Linked DNA regions of Homo sapiens: region 1 is linked to region 2. Evidence: read pairs that join two places in POLR2A ChIA-PET (ENCODE). Cell type or tissue: OCI-LY7. All regions are shown on one strand. Each heading gives the region's core, and the rest is flanking DNA. Links, peaks and the distances in the headings are about the cores only. Region 1 overlaps ZNF831 (zinc finger protein 831). Region 2 overlaps VAPB (VAMP associated protein B and C).

Region 1 (9,935 bases), core at 1,284-9,283, 770 kb after region 2:
ACTGTGCTCACATCCAAAAGCACAACCACACTAGTCCCTAAATCCCATCATTAGGGATCTCTTGGGACCATTCCCAGAGACAATTCTGTAGACTTCTGTGCCCAGTCAGAAGACAGAAACCACCCAGTGGGTTATGCAGGGGAAACTTGGCGTAGGAATGATTAGTTACAATGAAAGAGTGACTATTAGGTACAAGGAAACTCTATAGGGTACCCTAAGATTGAGGGAGAGTACTCAAGAAACAACACACTTGGAAGGCATTCAGGTCTCATTGGAGAAGCTGTGATTTTAGCCACCAGAAAGCAGAGAAGTTGGCTGATTCAGCTAGACTTGAGATTGTGTGGAGTTGCTAGGCAAACAGCTGACAACCCTCTGGGGTGCTGCTGGATAGCAGACCATGCACAAGCAGAGATGTGGGCATGCATCTGGGAGCCTGGGCACAGCAGGACAGAAGGCTTTGGAGCTTGTGGCATGCATAGAGGAAGTGGGGCTTGCAGAGGAAACGGCCACTGTGTGTGGACTCCTGGCCACGGGAGGCTAGCTGGCTTTACGCGGCTTTAGTTTCCCTGTCTGGAAGGCTGCAGATGGATTATCCCTGATCCAAGGCTGTAGGCTGCACAGGGAGCACTTTTGCAGCCTGCGGTTCAGGCTGGTTCTCTCAGATACCACCGCATAATGGTTGCTCTAGGTATTACATTTTATATATATGGAACTTATCATAGTCTGCTGGTGTCGTTATTTTACCAGTTGGAGTGAAGAGTAGAAATCTCACCTCCATTTATGCCCTCACATTTAGAATTATCTTAAATATTTCCTTTACATACATTTAGAACCATATCAGACAGTGTTATAATTTTTGTTTCAGCCACCAAACATGATTAAGAAAACTTGCTCGGGAGTGTTGGCTCATGCCTGTAATCCCAGGACTTTGGGATGCCAAGGCAGGAGGATTGCTTGAGCCCAGGAGGTTGAGGCTGCAGTGATCCATGTACGCACCACTGATCAATGTATGTGCACTCCAGCCTGGGTGACAAAGCAAGACCCTGTCTCAAAAACAAAAAAAACAAAAAACAAAACAAACAAAAAAACACCCCAAAACAAAAAAGAAAAACTCAAAAGGGAATGTTTTTACCCACTTTTTTACTGTTTCCATTGTTCTTTTTTCCTTCCTGATGTTCCAAGTTTCTCTTTTTGTTACATCCTTTCTGTTTAGAGAACTTTCATTCTTTGAGGGTGGGCCTGCTGGTGACAGATTCTATTTGTTTTCATTTATTTGCGAATATCTTGATTTCCCCTTCATTCCAGGAGGATATTTTCACCGGATATAAAATTTTGGGCTGACACTTCCTTTCCATCAGCTCTTGAAAAATGTGATACCCTTTTCTACTTGCCTCCAAGTTTCTGATGAGAACCTGCTTTCATTAGAATTGTTTTTTCTGTAGCTAAGGCATTGTTTCTCACTTGCTTCTTTCAATATTTTTTATCTTTAGAGTTCAGGAGTTTGACTATGACGTGCTTTGGTGTGGATTTCTTTGGGTTTATCCTGGTGGTGGGGGTGGGGGTGGGTGGTTCTCTCAGCTTCCTGAACTTGTAGCTTTATGTCTTCTGCCAAATTGAAGCTCCTGAACATTATTTGAGCACTTTTTAAGCTCATCTTCTTTCTCTTCTCCTTCCCAGGCTCTGATGATAGGAATATTAGACCTTTTGTTAGTGCCATGGGTCCCTGAGGCTGTTCATTTTTTTTTTATTTTTTTTAATTTTCATCCTGTTTTCTCTCTGTTGCTCAGATTGGGTAATTTCCATTGTCCTATCTTCAAGTTCACCGATTCTTTTTTTCTGTCCTGTCCATTTTGCTGTTGAGGGCATCCACTGAGTTTTTACATTTTTGATTATAGTATTTTTCATTTCTATTATTTCCATGTAGTTCTTCTTTTATCTTCTATGTCTTTGCTGGGGCTTTCTATGTTTCCTTTGTTTCAAGCATATTTGTAAGTGTTCATGGGAACATTTTCATGATGGCTGCTTCATAGCTGTCAGGGAATCCCAGCACCTCTTGCATATTGGTGTTGGCATCTGTGCATTGTCTTTTTCCTTTCAGTTTGAGGTCTTCTTGGTTCGTGGTATGACAAATGATTTTTAATTGAGACTTGGACATTTTGGGCATTATGGTATGAGAGTCTGGGTTTAGTGACCCTTCTGTGTTAGCTGGCTTCCTTTGCTACTGCTCTGACTGGGGAAGAGATGAGTGGAAGTTGAGGTTCCCTACTCAGCCTCTGTTGGTACTCATTGGGAAGGCCCTGTTACCTCCTGGGAAGGATAGTAGCACTGGCTTTCTGCCAGGCCTTTACTGACATTTCCCTGTCTGGAAGAGCTAGGAATGCCTTATTATTGCCTCCCACAGAAAGAGGGAGTGGATTAACACACTGTGGCACACCCACACCGTAAAACAGGACTTGGCAAGGAAAAGGAATGAATGATTGGAGCACACAACAGCTTGGATGGCTCTCAAAGGTATTGTCCTGAATGAAAGAAGCTGGACCAAAAAAGCCGCATAATATGTGGTTGCATTTATAGGACATTCTGGAAAAGACAAACTTATAGGGACAGAAAACAGATCTGTGGTTGCCAGAGGCTGGAGGTGGAGGAAGGGATTGACCAGAGAGGGAGGCATGATTTGGGGATGTGATGGCCTTCTTGATTATGTTGGTTGTTACACGACTGTATTTACTTGTCAAAATTCACAGAACTGTACACTAAAGAGGGTGCATTTTACTGTATGTAAATTGTACCTTAATTAAAAAAATACATCCCATTGAGAGATGGAGAAATTTGAGGAACATGATCTCTTGCCACCTGTCAGTCTGCAGCCATAGAATCATGTTGGGTCCTAACTGACATACCTTTTCTGAGTAACCCCCCTAGACCCACTGTAACACGCATGTGTATTTCGCTTTAGTGCGTACATTATGTCCATTTATAAAGAGTGCCTATCCATACCTTGTAGTTCTGACATGGGCAGTTTAAGAGGTAGGGTTAACTCATATAATATTCTGAATCACGTCAGTATTTGGGACGCTTCTTCCTACCCTTTATTTGAATTCAGCACTGCATCTGTTTGCTATTTTCCTGGATAATTATTGTAATTATATAAAAGAATAACCATCATCAATACAATATTCTGAATTCATTATTTCACATCCTAAACAAATCTGTTGATAGCCTGCTAGGCAATCACGAATCGTGGTGCTATGTAACATTTTATTTTGTGTTCTAAGCCACGAGGAATCAAGATAAACCTCCAACACAGCCAGGCCCATACTGGAAAGATCTGCCCTTGGCACACAACAGCCAGCAGAGGTCACCTTCCAAGTGGCCCTCAGTGGTGGAAGGAGAGCAGTTCTGGATGGCAGTTCTCATCCTTGTGCTGGCCTTGTCTTCTGTCCAGCAATAAAGCTTTAGGCTTTGCTTTCTCCATTTGCCGTGGAGGAGAGTAACAGTCACAGCAGTAATCAAGACAGGCGTCTTGTCATTTAATTAAGCATGGCATCCCTAGTATCCATAATTTCAGGTCATTAGGTACCCAGACATTGTTCTCTCCATTTTGCAGATGAGGAAACAAAAGCCCAGGGAAATAGTATACTTGCCCAGAAAGAATTTAAAAAAATATTGTTGAGCAGGCTAGCGTCTGTGGGTGCAGTTCCTCTGATTCAGTGTGTCATGCCGCAAACATGCCAGGCACATTCCCACCTCAGGGCCTTTGCACTGGCTGTTTGCATCCATTGGCCTTTGCATTGCAGGAAACACTCTTACCCCAGGTACCAGCATGGCTCATTCCACCACTAGGTTCCCATGTTAAAACCAGGCAAGTCTAGGACAAACTAGGACGAGTTGGTATACAGTAGACCAGTAAATGAAAGAGCTTGTGTTATGGAGCTGACATTCTTGTTAGGGATGCTCACCTGGCCCATCTCATTTAAAATTGCACTCTTCCCTCACTGGCTGGACGAGGACGGTCTCTCCTGGGATTGCTTGGCTCAGCTCCACATGGTCGCTCATCCTCCTGGGAGCTCATCTGGGCTTGTTCTCATGGCAGAAGCAGAGCAGAAGCGTGCAAGCTTCTTGGGACCTAGGCACACCATCCCTAATGTGACACGATGTTGCCTGGAGTTGAGGAGTGGAGAAAAAGTCTCCAGATCTTGATGGGAGGAGTAGCAAAGTGCCCTTGCAGAAGCCACAGAAACAGAAAGGTGTGAAGAAGCGAGGCTGTTTTTCCGATCTGCTCACAGTACTTCTCAGTACCTCCAACTCAGCCAGTTTTTCTTTTGGTTTTGAATTTTGTCTTATTTCCTGGTTTAATCAACAGATGCGGCGAGAAGCTTGTATTTTTGGCACATGTTGTACCAAAAATACTGGAAACACTGGAGTCGTGTTTAGCAGTAGCTGTGAGGGCCATGTGGGGCTGAGCCTGCTTGAGGGAACCAGGGCTTCAAGCCCCCTCCTTTCACTTGGGCATTATGAGTTGACAGCTAGGAGCATTACCAAGTGGTGGAAATTGTTATTTTCTTATGCAGCCTGTGAGGTTGAATTCAAGTGAATTAAATTTGCACGTTAAGGGACTCTGCTGTATAAACCTTTGGGAATTTCTGAGAAGTAGACCAGAACAGCATGGTTTGGCTCAAGTAAGTGAGGAACCTCTTCAGAGGAGTTTCACATAAAAATGCCTTCCCTTTTTCTCAAATGTGATAATTTAAGTCAGGCCATTTCTTTATAGTCTTATCTAAGGCTATAATTCATTCACTCAACCAATATTTATTGAACACCTGCTATGTGCCAGGTAGTATACAGGGCCCTGGGCCATCCTGGGTCAGTGATGGATACTATGCAGTCATTCAGTATAATGGTTCAGAAAGAGTCTCATGCCTTGAAAAAAATGTATTAATAACTCACTCTACAACTTGGATATACTAAAAGAAAATATTCCTTTACTTTTCCATAGCTGATCGGATCTTCTCTAAGATCAGTGGGAGTGGAAGAAAAAACATGTATTTATTGATTCCATTAGGCTTTTACTTTGGCCAGGCATGTTTACAGTTCATTTGAGTATCACATGATGCCATGGGGGAGGTGTCAATATTTTTCCATTTTACAAACAAGAAAACCGAGTCCTAGGGAGGCTGTGCAGCTCATCTGAGTCACAGGACTTGGAAATGCATGGTGGGATTTGGGTCGTCCTCCAGAGCCCGCTCTCTTTTAAACACTCTATCAAATAAACACCCAGTCTCCTTATGTCCCCATATGTCGTGTCCTTTTACCCATCCTCCACCCCCAGCATGAAGGACTTGAAGGGCGGGGGGTCCACCCTGGAGCCCTCATTACAGAGCACCTCTTCCCACTAGTTGTCCCCACCCTGGCACACTGTGAGCTCCACGACAGACTCTGTTCATATCATGGGAGGACCACAGTGGCTCAGGACAGTGCAGCCCTGGGGCACCCACTGCCCGACCGTGCCTCACACCAGGTCACACATGGACAGCCTGTGAAGACGACTCTTTATAGAGTCCATCAATGGGAAGTTGGGGGATAGCCCTGGTGTTACCCCCGCTTGTACCTGCTCCTCTCTGGTTGAAGCCTGACCCTCCCACTTGCCTTCCTCCTCCGCACCCATCCGCTTCTCACTACAGTCCAGCGAAGGGCAGAGCTTCCTTTCACATCCTGGATTTGTTTCCTGAGCCTGCAGTAACAAATGACCACACACTGGGGGGCTCACAGCAACAGAATGGATTTTCTCACAGTGCAGGAGACCAGCGGCCTGAAATCAAGGCATCCTTGATTTTTAGAGGGAGGGGCCACCCTCCCTCTAAAGCTCTGGGTGGGAGAGGGCAAGGGAGGGTCCTTCCTGGCCTCTTTCAGTTCCTGGTGGCTCCAGGCATTCCCTGGCTTGTGGCTGGATTTTGCCCCATCTCTGCCTCCGTCCTCGCGTGGGTCTTCGCATGGCCTACCCCCTGGGTCCCTGCATCCTCTCCTTTTCTTATAAGGACACCATCAGTCACTGGATTTAGGGACCCCACTAAATCCAGTGTGATACCATTTTGAGATCCTTAACTTAATGATATCTGCAAAGACCCTATTTCCAAATAAGGTCCCAATCGCAGGTAGTAGGGGCAGGACTTGGATGCTATTTTGGAGAATACGATTCAACCCACCATGCTTCCCTTACATAAAGCTGCCCTCACCTATCAGGCAGCTAGGCCCATATCTTTGCTGTGCCACTGTTAGAGGGGCATCTTCTCTACAGGAGAGTTGTGGGCACAGGTCCTCCCTCCTTGGAGCGTGAAATATTAAACAAAGAGTGAAGGTAATTTTGAAAAACTCTTCACTCTCATAAACAATATCTGGCTTTCTAGACGATCATTTTATTTTATTTTATTTTGAGACAGAGTGTCACTCTCACCCAGGCTGGAGTGCAGTGGTGTGATCCTAGCTCACCGTAGCCTCAACCTCCTCAGTTCAAGCGGTTTTCCCACCTCAACCTCCTGAGTAGCTGGGACCACAGGCGTGTACCACCATGCCTGCCTAATTATTTATTTTTTGTAGAGATGGGGGTCTCACTATGTTGCCCAGGCTGGTCTCAAGCTCCCAGGCTCAAGCACAGATGATCATCTTATGAGAAATCTTTTTTATTTTTTATTTTACTTTAAAAGTTCTGGGATACATGTGCAGAACGTGCAGGCTTGTTACATAGGTATACATGTGCCATGGTGGTTTGCTACACACATCAACTTGTCATCTAGGTTTTAAGCCCTGCATGCGTTAGATATTTGTCCTAATGGTCTCCCTCCCCTTCCCCCCCGGCAACCCCACGACAGGCTCTGGTGTGTGATGTTCCCCTCCCTGTGTACATGTGTTCTCATTGTTCAACTCCCACTTATGAGTGAGAACATGCAGTGTTTGGTTTTCTGTTCCTGTGTTAGTTTGCTGAGAATGATGGCTTCCAGCTTCATCCATGTCCCTGCAAAGGACATGAACTCATTCTTTTTTATGGCTGCATACTATTCCATGGTGTATATGTGCCACATTTTCTTTATCCAGTCTATCACTGATGGGCATTTGGGTTGGTTCCAAGTCTTTGCTATTGTAAATAGTGCTGCAATAAACATATGTGTGAATGTATCTTTATAGTAGAATGATTTATAATCCTTTGGGTATATACCCAGTCATGGGATCGCTGGGTCAAATGGTATTTCTGGTTCCAGATCCTTGAGGAATCGCCACATTGTCTTCCACAATGGTTGAACTAATTTACACTCCCACCAACAGTGTAAAAGCATTCCTATTTCTCCACAGCCTTGTCAGCATGTGTTGTTTCCTGACTTTTTAATAATTGCCATTCTAACTGGCACGAGATGGTATCTCATTGTGGTTTTGATTTGCATTTCTCTAATGACCAGTGATGATGATCTTTTTTTCATATGTTTGTTGGCCGCATAAATTGTTTTCTTTTGAGAAGTATCTGTTCATATCCTTCGCCCACTTTTTGATGGGGTTGTTTTCCTCTTGTAAATTTGTCTAAGTTCCTTGTAGATTCTAGATATTAGACCTTTGTCAGATGAGTAGCTTGCAAAAATTTTCTCCCATTCTGTAGGTTGCCTGTTCACCCTGATGATAGCTTCTGTTGTTGTGCAGAAGCTCTTTAGTTTGATTAGATCCCATTTGTCAATTTTGGCTTTTGTTGCAATTGCTTTTGGTGTTTTAGTCATAAAGTCTTTGCCCATGCCTGTGTCCTGAATGGTATTGCCTAGGTTTTCTTCTAGGGTTTTTATGGTTTTGGGTTTTACATTTAAGTCTTTAATCCATCTTAATTTTTGTATAATGTGTAAGGAAGGGGTCCAGTTTCTGCTTTTTGCATATGGCTAGCCAGTTTTCCCAGCACCATTTAATAAATAGGGAATCCTTTCCCCATTGCTTATTTTTGTCAGGTTTGTCGAAGATCAGATGGTTGTAGATGTGTGGTGTTATTTCTGAGGTCTCTGTTCTGTTCCCTTGGTCTATATATCTGTTTTGGTACCAGTACCATGCTGTTTTGGTTACTGTAGCCTTGTAGTATAGTTTTTCTCATTCTGTGAAGAAAGTCACTGGTAGCTTGATGGGAATAACATTGAATCTATAAATTACTTTGGGCAGTATGGCCATCTTCATGATATTAATTTTTCCTTTCCATGAGCATGGAATGTTTTTCCATTTGTTTGTGTCCTCTCCTATTTCCTTGAGCAGTGGTTTGTAGTTCTCCTTGAAGAGGTCCTTTATGCCAATCTTATTCTGCATGCCAGCCCAGGCTTCCCTGTTCTCTCTGTCTTTCTTCACTGGAAGGAATATACTTCTCAACTCCTTGATCTTGGGTGAATCCCTCCATCTCTCAGCGCCTTATTCCTCTTGTTAGATTAATAACAGCACCTCCCTGCTGCGTGGATTAGATGGCTTAGGGCATGTGTAGACCTTGGGCCTGTGGCCTGGACATGGTGTCACATAAAGGTCAGCTCCCTGTGCTGTGAACCTGCAAAGCTTAGGCAGAAGATGTCTCAGGCAGATCAAGGTAATACTGATGGGCTTGGGAAAAAGAAAAAGAGAAAATTAGCTGAATAATTTTCAGCAGATTTTTCCCATTTTGCATTATGCTGTGATCAGTGCTTATAGGTAGCATCTGTTTAATCCTCGTTATCCACATTTTACAAATGAAAATCCTGAGGTTAGGGAACTTGCTGAGCTTCACAGGGAGGGGGTAAGTGGCAAAACCAGAACTCAAACCCAGGCTTTTTTCTTCTTCCACCAAGAAGACAGGGGACGGGGATGGCTGAGCGCAGCTGGCAGGCCCTCCCTCTTGCCAAAGCCAACCTGACATCAAGCTTCTCCTTCCACACATCTGCAACCGATTGACCATCTACAGGGAAACCACGTAATTTGTGTATGAAAATTAGGCAATTGCAGGGGACACTCCTCTCCTCCAACTTGCCTAAGCTTTCTGCACACTGTGTGTTTGTTTGTAAACTCTCTTCTGGCCTGCTCCTTTATCATAATTGTTTAGGCAAAACATATTTTGTCACTAAACAGAATGAATTTGGGTGAAGTCATAGTGGGAACTAACATGTGTTTGGCCCTGACAGGAAGTGGGCAGCCTCCCCTGCTTTTAGGGAGGCGTTGTTTCTAACCAGCTATTCTCACCCTCAGAGACCCTTCCAGACCCTTCTAGAATCTGACAAAAGTTAGGGCTGCTCTTGCTCTCTGGGAACATTCACCTGCGCACATAAGGTAAGTTGTAATTTCCCTTTGGGTCCTGGCTGGCCTAGATGCACATTCAAGTGGGTGGGCGACTGAGAGGGGTTTCAATGTGGGGCCATTTACCAAGTGTGGGCCTGGTTCTGGGAAGTTGGGGCACCTGAGGGCTGGCAGCAGTGGGGGAGTGTTACCCACTCCAGGCATGAGAGGCCAACGTGGGAACCGTGGTTGGACCTAGAGAGGGCCACCTAACGAAAGTCTGTCCCTGAGTAGAGGGACAAAGGCCACCTTGGAGCCAGGCCTGACCTTACCCTCCTGCCTGGACTTGCCAGCACCTCCCTTTGGGCAAGCCTAGCTGGGTGCTAGTGGACTAGGGAGCATGTTGCTGCAGCCTTGCAGGTACAGGGTCTACACCAAGGGTGTATCAGGTGAAGACTGTAAGTTAGGCAGGTGCTTTTCAAAGTAGAGGACCATACCACTCAGGTGTGCGAGAGCATGCATGGTGGCCTACAGATACATATTTGAAAAATTTTAATAGGTATTTATGTTAATGGTTCGTAGGGAAAATTGATCTTCTCTTTTTGGTGATGATTGATTCAGTATCCCCACCGCCCGCTTTTATGCCCAATTATTACAAGTATTTATTTCTTTTGGCCCCCTCGTTC
Region 2 (9,935 bases), core at 841-8,840:
AGGCCAGCAGCAAAACTCTTCAGAGTCAGGCCACACCGCATCTTTCCAGCCTCAGCTTCTTTCACCCCTCTCGTACCCCTTCCTCTTCAGCCATTTGATGCCCCCAGAAGCCCCTTATAGCGTTATCACACTGTACTTTCACCCAAGTTCCCTACAGCTCAAAGTGTACTTTGCGTTATCTGCTTTTCAGACTCCAGGGCTTGCCTCAGTGATCAGTTCCCTGTGCTCCTCACCCTCCCCTTTTGATAGGATGCTTTATAGATTACCTTTCATACAGTGTTCGATGCAGTTAGAGGTAGTATACTGCCCAGGAGTTAAGAGTGTGAACCCTAGATTTGCCATCTGAAAGTCATGTGTCCTTCAGTGATGCATTTAACCTCTCTGTGCCTCAAATTTCTCCCTCTGGGGTATGTTAGGAGTATACAAATTAACACATGTAAAGTGCTTAGAATAGATTGGTACTGTTAAATATGAGCTAACGTCACATTTGATATTTTTTTAAAAAGAAAAAATCATTATGGAGTCTCAGTCCTAGAGATTCTGATTCATTAATTCTGGATGGGCCCCAAGATTGTTCTGTGTATTCTGGGTGGGAGCTGCAGTGCCCTGTTTCTCTCTCTAGCTTGAGAGCCTAGCACAGCACCTGAACCATTCTCTTCATGGGTTACTTATTGAGTACCTGTAGTGTGCCAAGCATTGCTGAGAGGCCGAGATGAGAAAACTTTTACCTTGTGGAGCTCATCTTCTAGTGGAGAAGGTGTACATTAAATAAAAACAGAAAATATATATGATGTGGTGTCAGGCAGTAGGTGATAAATGGGAAAAAAACAACTAAAAACAATGCAAGATAAAGGGATTTGGGAATGGATTCAATTTTAAGTAGGGTAATTAGGGAAGGTCATTTAAGTAGGGTGATTAGGGAAGGTCATTTACCTGAGGAGGTGATATTTGAACTGAGACCTATATAAAATGAGTGTATGAACTGTGGAGACATTTGGGAAGAGCATTACAGACAGATGGAAGGGCAGGTGCAAGGTGATGATGAGCTTGGTGTGTTCAAGGAGCAGCAAGGTATGCCTGTGCTAGAGTGGTGGAGGGGCCTGCGGGGAGATGAGCTCAAAGAAGAGGGCAGGAGCCTTGCCGGTAGGCAGGCCACAGGAGGGACTTTGGATTTTGTTGTGAGATGGGAAGCCACAGAGGAATCTGAGCAGGAGTTTATTTTTATTTTTATTTTTATTTTTGGAGACAGAGTCTTGCTCTGTCGCCCAGGCTGGAGTGTAGTGGCGCGATCTCGGTTCACTGCAACCTCTGTCTCCCGGGTTCAAGCAATTCTCTTGCCTCAGCCTCCTGAGTAGCTGGGATTATGCCCAGCTAATTTTTTTATTTTTAGTAGACAGGGTTTCACCATGTTGCCCAGGCTGGTCTTGAACTCCTAAACTCCTGAGCTCAGGCCTCCCAAAATGCTAGGATTACAGGTGTGAGCCATCACGCCTGGCCAGGAGCCTTTTTTTTTTTTTTTTTTTTTTTTTTGAGACGGAGACTGGCTCTGTTGCCCAGGCTGGAGTGCAGTGGTGCGATCTCACTCGGCTCACTGTAACCTCCCCCTCCCAGTTCAAGCAATTCTCCTGCCTCAGCTTCCCAAGTAGCTGGGACTACAGGCATGTGCCACCACGCCTAAGTAATTTTTGTATCTTTAGTGGAGACAGGGTTTCTAGATTAAATGTAGAGGAATATAGAGGAATGTAGATTAAATGTAGAGGAAGAGAGACTGCTTTTGGCCTAAGCAGTTGGGTGAGTGGTGGTTTCTTTACTGAGATGAGAAGCATTGAGTTTGAGGGAGGAGAGTGGGACTCAAGAGTGCCGTTTGGACATGAGAAACTTGAGATGCTCAGTACACTTGCAACGAGAGATGTTAAATAGGTAGTTGAGTCTGGAGCTCAGGGGAGAGGGCCAGGCTGCAGATATAAATTTGGCAGTCAGCTTATTGTTGTGACATAGAACAGTAAGGAGTAATTTCTTCTGATTAAAGAGATTTGGTAAACCTTTCCAAAAGAGAAGACGTTTGAGCAAAACTTTGAAGAATGAGCATAATTTCCAAAGGCAGAGTAAGGGAAAAATAGAAAATATTTTTCATCCAAGTCTCACAGCCTTTCCCCTGGCCTCTTCTTGAGTTTAAGAAGCTGCTGACCTGGTTGATAATCTCTTATCACTGGTATAGCCACTTAGGTTCTTTATTGAAAAGGAACCAGAACAGATTACACACTAACTGATAAACCACGTTCTACTGTTTCTCATCGTTCACAGATTGAAAATTCCAGTTGGATCATCAAGGTGCAGAATGCTAAACTTGTTCTTCTCCCCTGTTCTGTATCTGGTGTGAATTGGATGTGTTGATTTTCGTATGGAGGCTTTTTCACATGCTGTCATCTCCACTAAAGATGGAACACTTTGGAGAAGTTTTACTTCTGTTGTTAATGACTTTTTGCACTTGAACTGTTAAAACAACTACAACCATGAGAAATTGGGACCCCATGCTATTTTATCACTCATACCCCTAACTTGAGCATATTATCTGTCTTGACTCATCCTGCTTTGTGTAAAATGTGAATCATGTTTTGTCACTCTTCTATTTAGATAGAATTTTATTTGCAGTAGAATATTGCTTATCTTTTTGTTTATTTTTGTGATTACTGTAATCAGAAATTTTGGTCTTTCAAGTAGAGAATAATTACTAGATGTTCGTTAGTCAATGGGATAAAGAATGCATTGAAAAAATTCAGTTTATTAAATCGTCTAAGATCCTTTTAGAACTGATGTAAAATTCATCTGTGAATAATCTTCTACTGCACGATAATATTAGTGCTGGATATAGATAGAATGTATGAAGCCTCAGCTCTTATATACTCCTTTTAGCCATTTTTCTATTACGAAAAAAAATCTAGTGTATTAAAGGAAAGTAGTGACAGTATTTATCTTTAGATGGTTTCTAGTATTTGAAGTTCATACAGAAGCTTTTGTCAGAATTGTACACATGGGTCTTTGTCTTGAGTTAATGAGACCACTGCAACTTTAAACATGTTTTGAGTGATAACCTTGATTTTTATAAATTATACAAGCATGACTATCAAGGCTGGTTTATCAGTTTTCAACAACTTTACAAGTCTGAACAAGTAGAAAATTATTTCAAAAGAACCTTGTTTGGATCTCACATAAACTACAGGTAGCTTTCTGTATATGAAAAAATTTTTAAGTACAGAAAAATACAGATAATATAAATACCCCAGTATGGAGTAACTAAATGTTAATAATTTGTTAGAAGACTCGTTTTAAATCTTTCTTTAATAAAACAAGTAAAACTTCACTAATAATTTATGGCATGTCTGTACTCCATATCTGCTGATTCATACGCCCTCCTTTTTTTTTTGTTTTTTTTTTAACTCCCCGGAGGAATTTAATGTGAACTATTTCCGTTTTTTTCTAGATCACTTAATGTAGTGTCATGGTGTATGGATGACTTAACATGTTTTTGAGACCTATCAACTGTTGAAATACAGATCTAGTTCATTCTTTTAAAGAGTTGTATAGTATTCCTTCATGAGATTTTAGAATTTTTATTGTAAGTAAGAGAATTCTTTATATATTTTCAATTCTGGCCATTCATCTGTTATATAAACTGCAAATATCTTAGTTTTCCAGGCTGTTCCTTACTAACTTTGTATTTTTTTTCAGGTAGCTTTCCTGAGTTTGATCTTAGGAATTCTTAAAATACAGTAGCATGTCTTCCAGTTTAGTTTTCCCACCCATGGAGGTGGTGGCAGGCTGAGTTTTGTTTCTTTCTGCTCTGAAAGACCTAGGAAACTAGTGAATTGAGTAAGCACCCTGCAAGTCTGGTATAGTCTATTTCAATCAAGTTGGCTTCTGGTGTGCCTTTGATGGCATCATCAGTGAGAGTTCTTGGTGTTGATTTCTCTTGCTGCAATAACAGGTGTGATGTTTCTCAGTAGCTGGCTGGCTCCCGAGGATACCAGGAGAATACTTTATTAATTTAAAACACTGCATTCTAAGAGTTCTTCAGGAAAGTTATGTGTCTATGGGTAGGGTTGTTTTTATGTGGTTATTTCAAAATAAGAGCTATACAATCAGGCTTTCTGCTGGAATATTGGAATATAATGTCTGCCATTTAAACACATTGGTTGCAAAGCTTTAAAGCTTTATTTTTGTTTCTAAAGCATTGATTTAATGTGTGAGCTAACAATTCGATCAAGAAAATAGATTTTTAAGAAAACTTCTCCAGTGTCCTTATTCTTGAGTTCATGGTTATTTAACAGCTCACTCTCTTCGAATATCTGTTAGTATGGTATCTTTCATTTTTTAGGGAGGGGGCAACTTTAAAAAAAAACACCATAGAATAATTATGATGAAAGCATTATTGACACAGTGAGCATTTTTAATACCTTCAACCTGTATATAAGCAGCACAAATTTAGAGTGATTTCAGATCCGGGTTTTGAAGTAGGTGTCTGTTTACAGGAAATGCAGCAGAATCAGAGTACAATGACCTCTGAGGAAGTCTCGTATTCATGCAGCATACATTTTTACTATGTTTGTGGCACTGTTCTAGTTTGGAGGATCTGGTGATGAATAGGACAGACACCCCCCCCCCCCACCCCGCCCCCCACTCCATGTGGAAACAGGAAAGGAACAAACAAAATATGTCCTATGCAGAAGATGAAAAGGGTGTAATGCTGGAACAGGAGCAGCAGTAGTCTCAGTATTTATTCACCCAGAGCCTGGATGTGCTTACAGAGGGTGCATAGAGGAAGAATACAGCCATTGTGTGAAGTAGATGGAAGCATGGCATGGCTATTTGTTCATTCAGCAAATATATTATTGAGCATCTGTTCTATGCCTGCAAGTGCTCTAGGTGCTGATGATCAGTAATGAACAAGAGGGACAAAAAAGTCTGTGTTGATGGAGTTTCCATTCTAGAAGGGGAAGATTTACATAAACAAGAAAAGAAATAATGTGGGGATTGGTGCACTGCAGATGGGTATAGAACGCAGAAAGCAATAGGATACTTTTTAATGTAAATAGACTGTCAAAGGGTAAAATTTAAAAATATTAATAAGATATCCAACAGATTTTGCTTTAGAATGTCCGTGTCCCTCCATTTTAGTGTATTTTTCCCACATAGAGAGTCTACTGTATTGAAACCTCAAGCACACTTTTATTGTCTTAACAAAATCCATCAAAAGTCATAGGCTTCTGGAGACAGATTATTACCTTCCCAGAAGGTAATCTTTTTAGAGTTGAAGTGAAATATGGTAATTTGTTTTTTGGAGAGGCTGTGAAAAGGAGAGATACTGTACCTAATTTGTGTTTGCAAGAGTATAAAATAATATAGCTTTTTTTATGCAGAGTGGAAAAAACTGTTGTGAAGCTAATAACTTTAAACTTGTATCTGGAAAGCTGAGACCTGATAGATTATATATCAAATTGGTATACAACTTATTTGGTAACATATATAGGTTGAGTTTCAAAGTATTGTAGCTACATCAGAAGATAAATAACAAAGGAAGGATATGTATTTGTGAAACCAGAATTTCATGAACTCTAGAAAAGGAAGAGGAGCAATCACTTTGCACAACAAAGAATCTTTATTCATATACACACACACACACACACACACACACACACAATACAGATAGATATTTTCAAAATCTCAATAATATTTAATATTAGAAATGTTAAGGGGGATACTACCGAAAGTGAATTAATATAAAAGACCAAATGCTTTTTCCCCTTCCTTTTTTTAAAAAAAATATAGTTTAGAACAGTTTTAGGTTCACACAAAAACTGAGCAGAAAGTATGCACAGAGTTCTCTTGTAACTCCTACCCCACACATGCATCATAACCCCCTCCACTGCCAACATCCTACACTGAGAGGTACATTGGTTACCATTGGTGAACCTACATTGACATGTCATTGTTAGCCAGAGTCCGTAGTCTGCGTTAGTATTCATTTCTAGTGTTGTACATTCTGTGAGTTTTTACAAATGTATAATGACATGTATCCACCATTATAATATCAGAGTAGTTTCAGTTTTACTGTCCTAAAACTGCTCTATGCTCCTTGTGTTCTTTCCTCCCTTAAATTTTATCAACACCGTATTTATTTATTTATTTATTTATTTTGATAACAGAGTCTTGCTCCATCACACAGGCTGGAGTGCAGTGGAGCGATCTTCGCTCACTGTAACCTTCGCCTCCTGGGTTCAAACTGTTCTCCTGCCTCAGCCCCCCGAGTTGCTGGGATTACAGGTGTGTGCCCCCACACCTAGCCAATTTTTGTAGTTTTATTAGAGATGTGGTTTCACCATACTGGCCAGGCTGGTCTCGAACTCCTGATGTCAAGTGATCCGCCCCCCCGCCCCACTCAGCCTCCCAAAGTGCTGGATTATAGGCGTGAGCCACCATGCCTGGCCAACACCTTATCTTTTTATTGTCTCTGTAGTTTTGCCTTTTCCAGAATGTCATAGAGTAAAATCATACAGTATGCTACCTTTTCATACTGACTGCTTTCACTCAGGAATATGCATTTAAGGCTCCTCCGTGTCTTTTCATGGCTTTATAGCTCATTTCTTTTTAGCACTGAGCACTATTTCAGTGTCTGGATATACCACAGTTTATTTTATCCACTCACAAAATGCTTCTGCATTTTGGCAGTTATGAATAAAGCTGCTATAAACATCCATGTGCAGGTGTTTGTGTGGATATAAGTTTTCAACTTACTTGGGTAAATACCAAGGAGGGTGATTGCTGGATTGTATGGTAAGAATATGTTTAGTTTTGTAAGAAACTGCTAAATGGTCTTTCAAAGTGTCTGTGCACCGTTTTTCATTCCCACCAGCAGTGAATGAGAGTTCCTGTTGTTCCACATCCTCACCAACACTTGGTATTGGTAGTATTTTAGAATTTGGCCATTCTAAAACTCAACAATAAGAAAATGAACAAATGTGTAATAGTATCTCATTGGACATCTTTTCTATTTTTGTTTTTCTGAGATGGAGTCTTACTCTGTCGCCCAGGCTGAAGTGCAGTGGCACAGTCTTGGCTCACTGCAACCTCTGCCTCCCGGGTTCAAGTGATCCTCCTGCCTCAGCCTCCCCAGTAGCTGGGACTACAGGCATGGGCCACCACACCTGGCTACTTTTTGTATTTTCAGTAGAGACAGGGTTTCACCATGTTGGCCAAGCTGGTCTCGAATTCCTGACCTCAGCTGATCCACCCGCCTTGGCCTCCTGATTACAGGCGTGAGCCACCGCACCCGGCCAGACATCTTTTCGTATGTTTATTTGCTTTCTGTACGTTTTTGGTGAGGTGGCTGTTCAGATCTTTTGCCCATTTTAAAATTAGGTTGTTCATTTTATTTTATTTTATTTTTATTATTTTTTGAGACGGAGTCTCTTTCGCTCTGTCACCCAGACTGGAGTGCAGTGGCACGATCTCAGCACATTGGAAGCTCCGCCTCCCTGGTTCAGGCCATTCCCCTGCCTCAGCCTCCAGAGTAGCTGGGACTACAGGTGCCCACCACCACGCCCGGCTAATTTTTTTGTATTTTTAGTAGAGACGGGGTTTCACCGTGTTAGCCAGGATGGTCTCGATCTCCTGACGTTGTGATCCACCCGCCACAGCCTCCCAAAGTGCTGGGATTACAGGCATGAGCCACTGTGCCCAGCCTTCATTTTCATATTATTGAGTTTTAAGAGTTCTTTGTATAGTTTGGTTGACAGTATTTTATTCAGGTATGTTTTTAGCAAATATTTTCTCCTGGCTTGTGGCTTGTCTTCTGCAGAACAGATGTTTTTATTTTTAATGAAGTCTAGCTAATCAGTTATTTTTTTCATGGATTTTGTTTTGGTGTTGTAAGTAGTCATCTCCAAATCCAAGGCCATCTAGATTTTATTCTGTCATCCTGTAGGAGTTTTATAGTTTGGGGTCTAAATATACTTTAGCCTTTATTTTTCTGGTAGAATTGCTAAGTTAAAAGTAAAATTATGGCTGGGCGTGGAGGCTCACACCTCTAATCCCAGCACTTTGGGATGCCAAGGTGGGTGGATCATTTGAGGTCAGGAGTTTGAGACCACCCTAGCCAATGTAGTAAAACCCTGTCTCTATTAAAAATACAAAAATTAGCCAGGTGTGGCATATGCCTGTGGTCCTAGCTACTTGGGAGGTTGGGGCATGAGAATCGCTTGAACCTGGGAGGTGGAGGTTGCAGTGAGCCAAGATCGTGCCACTGCACTCCAGCCTGGGTGACAGAGTGAGACTCTGTCTCAAAAAAAAAAAAAAGGTAAAATTATATATTTACTCCTTAAAAACTTCTATCTTGCCATTTAGTAGATAGGATGTTATGCTATGCTTGAGGTAATACAGATAGGTAAGGCCTAGATTGAGTTTTCAGTTCACTGGAAATTTTCATTATTACTTTTTATAATTTGATGGGACATGAACTTTTAAATTATTCTTTTGTAAAGATAGTATTTACATTTCCTGAAGGGAAGCGTTTTAATTTTTCTTCCATGGCTCTTGAATGAATAATTACAGAAAAGCATTTAAATCATATGTAGATCAGGAGACTGTTTAAAGATTTAATGGAATACTTTTCCCATAAAATGCTCTTAGGTTTCCTGACAAGTTTATTCAGCCATTTTTTTATGACATTTTCAACACCTGGAACCTGACCTCTTCATGTTGTGCTGGATTGTGACGGTCTTTGACCTTCAAACCAGAACTTTATACATCTTAAGGCCCAATTTTTGTAATTAAGAGTAAAAAGCAACTATTTCTTCTTTCACTTTTAATGGTATGCAAGTTTTTGCTGGTATTGTATTTGCCTTCTTTTTTTTTTTTTTTTAATTTATTTTTTATTGATAATTCTTGGGTGTTTCTCACAGAGGGGGATTTGGCAGGGTCATAGGACAATAGTGGAGGGAAGGTCAGCAGATAAACAAGTGAACAAAGGTCTCTGGTTTTCCTAGGCAGAGGACCCTGCGGCCTTCCGCAGTGTTTGTGTCCCTGGGTACTTGAGATTAGGGACTGGTGATGACTCTTAACGAGCATGCTGCCTTCAAGCATCTGTTTAACAAAGCACATCTTGCACCGCCCTTAATCCATTTAACCCTGAGTGGACACAGCACATGTTTCAGAGAGCACAGGGTTGGGGGTAAGGTCACCGATCAACAGGATCCCAAGGCAGAAGTTTTCTTAGTACAGAACAAAATGAAAAGTCTCCCATGTCTACTTCTTTCTACACAGACATGGCAACCATCCGATTTCTCAATCTTTTCCCCACCTTTCCCGCCTTTCTATTCCACAAAGCCGCCATTGTCATCCTGGCCCGTTCTCAATGAGCTGTTGGGCACACCTCCCAGACGGGGTGGTGGCCAGGCAGAGGGGCTCCTCACTTCCCAGTAGGGGCGGCCGGGCAGAGGCGCCCGTCACCTCCCGGGTGGGGCCGCTGGCCGGGCGGGGGGCTGACCTCCCCACCTCCCTCCCGGACGGGGCAGCTGGCCGGGCGGGGGGCTGACCCCGCCACCTCCCTCCCAGATAGGGCGGCTGGCCTGGCAGAGGGGCTCCTCACTTCCCAGTAGGGGCGGCCGGGCAGAGGCGCCCCTCACCTCCCGGATGGGGCGGCTGGCCGGGTGGGGGGCTGACCTCCCCACCTCCCTCCCGGACGGGGCAGCTGGCCGGGCGGGGGGCTGACCCCGCCACCTCCCTCCCAGATAGGGCGGCTGGCCTGGCAGAGGGGCTCCTCACTTCCCAGTAGGGGCGGCCAGGCAGAGGCGCCCCTCACCTCCCGGACGGGGCGGCTGGCCGGGCGGGAGGCTGACGCCCCGACCTCCCTCCCGGACGGGGCGGCTGGCCGGGCGGGG

Evidence for each region. Peaks named below come from ENCODE experiments on the same cell type or tissue, not always from the same donor. Only the 100,000 strongest peaks of a DNase experiment are listed, where the experiment ranks them.
Region 1: POLR2A ChIA-PET joins it to region 2 with 9 read pairs; 2 of 35 experiments call an interaction of 5 or more read pairs at or near these places.

The regions. Positions count from the first base shown.
Region 1 is chr20:59,173,678-59,183,612 of GRCh38, forward strand. The region is part of intron 1 of ZNF831 (zinc finger protein 831); the gene reads left to right. Among named protein-coding and RNA genes, the nearest start is that of ZNF831, 15 kb to the left of the region's middle. In OCI-LY7, for the core only: CTCF peaks have their summits at 3,375 (motif pointing right) and 3,578; a DNase peak (open chromatin) is centred at 8,894; H3K4me3 peaks cover 965 bases; H3K27ac peaks cover 1,080 bases.
Region 2 is chr20:58,404,239-58,414,173 of GRCh38, forward strand. All of the region lies in intron 1 of VAPB (VAMP associated protein B and C), which reads left to right. Among named protein-coding and RNA genes, the nearest start is that of VAPB, 20 kb to the left of the region's middle. RefSeq lists enhancers at 8,859-9,650, 9,651-9,935. In OCI-LY7, for the core only: no CTCF peak of the experiment used is centred there; DNase peaks (open chromatin) are centred at 3,943 and 4,533; H3K4me3 peaks cover 815 bases; H3K27ac peaks cover 1,735 bases.